Linked DNA regions of Homo sapiens: region 1 is linked to region 2. The links are chromatin contacts, found by Hi-C or POLR2A ChIA-PET in ENCODE. All regions are on one chromosome and are shown on one strand. Each heading gives the region's core, a stretch centred on a gene start or an enhancer-like site at or near the end of the contact. The rest is flanking DNA. Distances are from core to core; before and after follow the strand shown. Region 1 holds the start of USP48 (ubiquitin specific peptidase 48). Region 2 holds the start of EIF4G3 (eukaryotic translation initiation factor 4 gamma 3).

Region 1 (3,211 bases), core at 473-2,972, 610 kb before region 2:
TACAGGCGCCCGCCACTACGCCCGGCTATTTTTTTTGTATTTTTAGTAGAGAGGGGGTTTCACCGTGTTAGCCAGGATGGTCTCGATCTCCTGATCTCGTGATCCGCCCGCCTTGGCCTCCCAAAGTGCTGGGATTACAGGCGTGAGCCACCGCGCCCGGCGGCAAGGTCTTCCTTTCAAGCCATAACTCTCACCTGTCCCTGTCTCAGAAATTGTGGCCCTCTCACGCCAAGCTTTTCTCTTCTGTGCCTTTGCTCCTTGTGGTTTCTTTTTTTCTGGAATGGTGTCTTTCTTCTATCCTGGATAAGTCCAACTCACCCGTTAAAAGCGGGCTTCGGAATTACTTCTGGGAAGCCTTTTCTCAAGTACCCCGAAGCCTCCCAAGACTGGGATGGGGATCTTTGTATTTCTACCGCTCACTCCCTAACCCACTTCCAAGGGCAGGGACCACATCTTACTTTCTTCTGCCTTCAGCGAATTTTTTTGTTTTTTTTGAGACGGAGTTTTACTCTTGTTGCCCAGGCTGGAGTGCAATGGCGTTATCTCGGCTAACCACAACCTCCGCCTCCCGGGTTCAAGCGATTCTCCTGCCTCTGCCTCCCGACTAGCTGGGATTACAGGCATGCGCGACCGCGCCTTGCTAATTTTGTATTTTTAGTAGAGACGGGGTTTCTCCATTTTGGTCAGGCTGGCCTCGAACTCCTGACCTCAGGTGATCCGCCCACCTCGGCCTCCCAAAGTGCTGGGATTGGATCCTTGAGCCACGGTGCTCGGCCCAGTGAATGTTTATCTAAAGAATTCAGCCTAAGGTTTTCCAGCAGGCAAGCAGCTGAGTCAGAAGTTAGCGCTTAGATTCTGGCAGAGCTCTAATTCAAATTCAAAATTCTTAAATATCCTCACTTTAGTAGAGTTCTTTACAGTTTGCAAAACAATTCTCATAAAGCTACTCTTTATGTCCTGGGGCAGGAGTCGCAGAAAGGAAATGTTTTAAACCAGGAGCTAGAGAGGAACTAGAAAATCCTGGCATAGAGGTAACAGTCTTGAGAAGGGAGCCAACAGCAAACATGACCTTGCGCACCAGAGAAACTCCACCCTGGCACCTCGGACCCCCGCCCGCACAGTCTGCGGCGCACTGAGCACTCCCACCTCGAAGACTACAAATCCCAGCATGCCTCACAGTCAGTGGCAGGACGCAGGGCATGCCGGGACACGTAGTCCCACCCTAGCACGGGAAAAGGCCGGAAGGTCCCATGACGTCAGGAGGGCTCGGGAAAGGGGTTCGGAACCGGTCTAGGCTCAAGTTAAATCTCCCTCTAAAGAGCCAACACTGGTTTCTTTGGCGACTCGGTTTCTACTCTAAACAGGTCCCGCTCCACAGTCTGGGCGGGCCTGTGTGTGCGTTGAGTAGCCTCTAGCGTGAAAACTTCATGGTTAAAAGGGAAGTACCGGAGGCAAGAAATAGCTTTCGAGGCACTGGTTTGTTAGAGTAGTGGTACGTAGTGCGCCGCCCTGAACGGGGGCTGAGACGCTGCTTTTCCAGAAGTGCCAGTGAGGACGTGGCAAGACCGCCTCGGACGTACGCTTCCTCTACCTCAGCCCGTCGGGTTAGGGGCGCGGGAGGCGCAGAGGCTGCTGGGAACGCGCATGCGCTCAGCGCGGCGGGGAGTCCACCTTTAACGTCCGCGGGCGCGGGGTGTGTCGGGTGTCGACGGCGGCGCTTTGCGGCCGGTCGTGCGGGTCGGGCGCGGGCGGGCGCGGCGGCAGTGGCGCGCACAGGTGATTGACTGGCCAGCTGCCTGAAGGAGCGCCAGGTCCTCCTTGCTGGCAGGTGGCGAAGCCCATTGGGGCGGCGGTGCAGACCGCGGCGGCGGCTGCGGCGGTCTGGCTCGGGAGGCGTTCCTGGGGCCAAGGCCATGGCCCCGCGGCTGCAGCTGGAGAAGGCGGCCTGGCGCTGGGCGGAGACGGTGCGGCCCGAGGAGGTGTCGCAGGAGCACATCGAGACCGCTTACCGCATCTGGCTGGAGCCCTGCATTCGCGGCGTGTGCAGGTGAGGCCCGCGCACCGCGCCTCGCGGGCTCCTCGCGCCGGACCTTGGAAAGCCCGGGCGGGGTAGGGGAAAGGAAGACGGCAGCCCTTTGCGTGCATTTGGGAGGCGCGGAGCCGAGCGAGGTGGAGTTTCCCCCTTTGCGCCGTCTGCGCGACCTGGGAAACGCAGGCTTCCCGGGCTGTGCGCGGAGGTGATGCTGGCCAAAGCACTTTAGGAAGGTTTGGGTTCCCATCCAGAAGATGGCGGTGGAGATGAAGGCAGGAGCTGAGAGCTTAGCAAGCGTTGATGGTTGGGGTATCTTGGCCACAGCACGGCTCTTTCGTTTGTAAAAAGGAACTTTTTGGAAGTGAGCTTCATCACAGTGTATCTTGTTGGTGTTGACACCGAAGGCCTGATCATCTTAGTATTATTTTTGTAGAGGGCAGCTTTAGAAAAAACTGTGGTCAGCCTACGTCATCGATACCCTGCACCCCCGTTGGCCTTCCCTCACTCGTTAATCTAGTATTTTTTTTAAGCCTTTCTTTGGTCGTTCTGGTTCGACACCAGTTTACCGAGTACCAAGTTTAAGCTGTGATAGTGCTGTCCTTCACGTCTGCGCCGCCCTTGAACTTTACCTTTCCTTAACCCCCTCATATAGATTGAATCCTTAGGCTTTGCTCCCGTTTATTCCCTTTTTTCCACCTTGTAACGCGGGAACTATAGTTTTTGTTTCAGAATGTTGTTGAAATTGACTTGGCCAAGCCGGGCATGCTCAGTAGCCGTCTTTCGGCAGGCATTTAGGAAATGCTTTCTGGAGTTTTTACATTCCGCTGGGGGATCCGGAAGGAATGGAAGTCATGGTCTCTGGCTTTGGAGCTTAAAGTCTAGTATGAGAAGTGAAATAAGTTAGGGAGTTTCTATAAAGCAAACGAATAAGTCCAAGCTCTGGGCGTCTGTCTCACAAGGAGGGTAAATCTGACTTTAACAGTAAGTTCTGGAATGTTTGAAGTCTGTGTATAATAGAAATAATCAAGCTTCAGTCAGTTTCTCAACGTAATTAGTTTCCAGACTAACCAAATAATGTAAACTACTAATAGTTCTGGTGGTTTTTGAGACAGGGTCTCACTCTGTCACACAGGCTGGAGTGCAGTGTCACGAGCTCGGCTCACTGCAACCTCCGTTTCC
Region 2 (3,055 bases), core at 254-2,753:
AGTAAGGCAGTGTGTGAAGCAGGATAGCAGGAGTCAGAACTAGACTCTAATCTTAGCTCTGCCAGCCACACTGTCGGTGCGACCTCGGGGAAGTCTTTTGTGCGTTTTGAGCCTCAATTTTCTCAGCTTTTCTGTGGTTTGATGGTATTGAGCCTCCCCAGTCTCAGTTTATTCATTTGTAAAATGGATACTACCTATTTCACAGGACTGCTTGAGATAATGAAGGGTACAGCGCTTAGTGCCATGTCTGGTAAATATTATATTAAAACTTGATTGCTCCATGACGCCTGCCATTTTTTTTTTTTTTTTGAGACGAAGCCTCACTCTGTCGCGCCCAGGCTAGTGTGCAATGGCACTCTCTCAGCTCACTGCAACCTCCGCCTCCTGGGTTCAAGTGATTCTCCCGCCTCAGCCTCCCGAGTAGCTGGTGCCTGCCACCACGCCTGGCTAATTTTTGTATTTTTAGTAGAGACGAGGTTTCATCATGTTGGCAAGGCTGGTCTTGAACTCCTGACCTCAAGTGATCCACCGGCCTTGGCCTCCCAAAGTGCTGGGATTACAGGCGTGAGCCACCGCGCCCGGCCGATGCCTGCCATTCTTTCCCACTCAATGCCACTGTGCTTAGGACAAGGCACCTGCTAAGGAGTGGGGTGTGCGGGGTTGGGGGTGGGAGTGATCTTGGCAGGTCTAGCTGGGAAGAAAATCCTTATCAACAAATGTCACCCAGCATAGGACATTGGGGAGCTGATCACTGGCTGCTGGTCAAAGGGCGCTCCAGTCCTGGGGAAGGCCTAGGTTTGAATCCATCCACAGAGCTCAGTTAAGGCTGCTGATTAGATATGGCGGCTCAGGTCATGTCCCCAGCCAATATGGGAGGCGGCAAGGTTCATCCAGATGAAGGTGGCATTTAGATTTAGGCTCTGTCCTTTCCCGATAGGGTGACCTTGGGCTAGTCACTTTTCCTCTGTGTCCTCTGGAAATGGGGCTCCTCATTCACCTCTCAGAGCGTCTGAGGAAGTGTCGACACAATGGGTGTGAAATGCGTGGGTTACAGGCCGGCGGGTGGCATTGGTTACGCGAAGTCCCCGCGGGGGGTCCCTATCCAACGGGTTCCATTCCGGTTAAGCGGTTCCTTCTCCAGGGGTTTTTCGCCTCGCCGCTGCCTCTCCGCCCCTGCGAGCGGGGCTCAGCGAACAGCCGACTCCGGGGCCATTACCATTGTTCTTCGAGGCTGGGCCGCAGGGGAGGACTCTCGCAAGCCAGACCTCGCCTTTGGTCTTTCCCTCCGCCCCGCACCCGCGCCGCTGTAAGCCAGCGAAGCCTCCCTCGCCGATCTTTGCCGAGGAAGCGAGTTAGCCCCTGAGCCCTCCCGAACGGCGGCCGAGGACGCACCCGAGCGTCTCCGAAGAATCCCGACCCCTAGCAGTCTCCGGAAAGAGCCGAAGAGGCTTCCCACCCTCGGTTTCCCGAGCCATTCCGAAAAAGTCCGAAGTTTTCCGAGCAGCCGTCCTGCCGGACTGCTGGAGGCGGCCACAGCGCCATGTTGGATGCTCTGCTCGTTGAGTGAAGAAAATCCACCGGCATCGCCTGAGCCCCGCTACCGAGAAGGGCGCCGCTTCCTCCGGGGAGGGGGATAAAGATCCCCCGCCGCCGGCCCATGAGGATATTGCCGTGAAAGGTCCGGTCTCTCCGCCTCCTGCCCCCGCCGGGTCCGGCCCCCCCCCTGGGGTCGCGTTGTCACGGAGACCGGCAGCCGGTGGTGCTGGCCCGCGGGGCGGCTGCTGCTGCCGGCGGCGGCGGCGGCGGAGGCGGCGGCGGCGGCGGCGGCGGCGTCGGGCGTGTGTGACCGGCCCCGGCCCCCTCCTCCTCCTCCCCCCAGGCTCCCCCCAGCCCCCCGCTCCCGCCGCCTCCCCGGGTCTGCCCCCATCCCGCCCCCCCGCTGCCCCCGGCCCCTGCACCCCGGCGCGCCCGGTCCCGCTCTGGGGGGGTTGGTGGCTTCGCTTTGCCATGAGTTTACCGCAGAAACCGGCTCTGAAATCAGGCACAGCGACTGCAGCAGGAACCGGACCCGGCACCGGAGCGGCGGCGGCGGCGGCAGCAGCGGTACCGCCTCCTCACCCGGCGGCGGCAGCAGCGGCGGCGGCGGCGGCGGCGGCGGCGGCGGCGGCAGCGGTCCCCCCTCCTCACCCGAACATCAGGGCCCTCCAGACTCAGGCGCCCCAACAGTATCCTTTTCACCTTCCTGTCGGCCCTTCGGTTCTCGTCGTCGCAGTCCAGGGGGACCCCGCAGCCCAGGGGACCCTCCTGCCGGCCGCCACAGCCCAGCCAGGAAAGGGACAGCGGCTCAAGCCCCTGCATCGGGCTTGGGCGGAGCTTTTGGGGTGCCCCGGCAGCAGCACTGCGGGGGGACCCCCAGACCCTCTGCAATACTGTGAAAGCTAGCCCCACTTGGCCATGCTTCTGCAGCCCCTTCCTTTTAGAGCTTGGGGTCCCTTCTCCCCTCCTCCCCTAAGGTACCCTCCCCCCCTTTATTGGGCAGAATTTGCTTGGTGCCTGGGACCAACCCTGCAGGGAAGGCTTTTCTCTGGTTGTTGTGAGGATTACACCCTCCTGCTCTTCACCTCCCCTCGGCTCCCCCTACAGCGGGACACAGTGGGCTTCCATAATTATTATTAGTACATAATAAACTTTATCGGTAAATTTCTTGTTTGAAACCAATCAGCTCGTTTCCGAGGTATGTTGGATTTTCAGTCTAAGGTGAAAATGTACAGAAAGCAGTTCCTCTGGATAATTTTTTTTAGTAATGGGAGAGTTGTGATGTGGTTTGTGGTAGAGATCTGAGGAGGAAATGTGACGCCGGACGCTTCCCTGTCTTTGACCTTTTTAAAGGAAGAGGAAGTTCACCGACATTACCCATCACCCACAAAAGTCTCACTTCTTGGAAGATTTGTGTTAGGCTGAATATTTTTAATGGGCTTTAATTTACTCCTCATAGGCCTGATGTCTAGAGAGTTACCAGGGCTTCTGGAGGAAAGTCTAGTATTGAATGTTTCTA

What was found. Hi-C counts contacts between places; a loop is a spot of excess contacts on that map. ChIA-PET counts read pairs that join two places held with the same protein, here RNA polymerase II (POLR2A). Pooled maps may share reads with other maps.
Region 1: a map of naive thymus-derived CD4-positive, alpha-beta T cell shows a loop between it and region 2 (7-fold over the local background). The contact joins the promoter of USP48 here to the promoter of EIF4G3 in region 2. A Hi-C loop is called at or near these places in 1 of 168 maps with a recorded cell type or tissue (naive thymus-derived CD4-positive, alpha-beta T cell), 2 of 37 single-sample maps with no recorded cell type and 10 of 50 pooled maps. POLR2A ChIA-PET finds 5 or more read pairs at or near these places in 1 of 52 experiments (activated CD4-positive, alpha-beta memory T cell).

Annotation. Positions count from the first base shown.
Region 1 is chr1:21,781,660-21,784,870 of GRCh38, reverse strand. USP48 (ubiquitin specific peptidase 48) reads left to right here and starts at 1,722. Exons shown (of 27, transcript NM_032236.8): 1 at 1,722-2,047. The coding sequence starts at 1,914. RefSeq lists enhancers at 1,339-1,388, 1,134-1,904, 2,329-2,428, 1,905-2,676, 2,989-3,038 and a silencer at 1,599-1,958.
Region 2 is chr1:21,175,345-21,178,399 of GRCh38, reverse strand. It overlaps EIF4G3 (eukaryotic translation initiation factor 4 gamma 3), which reads left to right and starts at 1,503. Exons shown (of 37, transcript NM_001391906.1): 1 at 1,503-1,678; 2 at 2,042-2,225. RefSeq lists an enhancer at 1,539-1,588.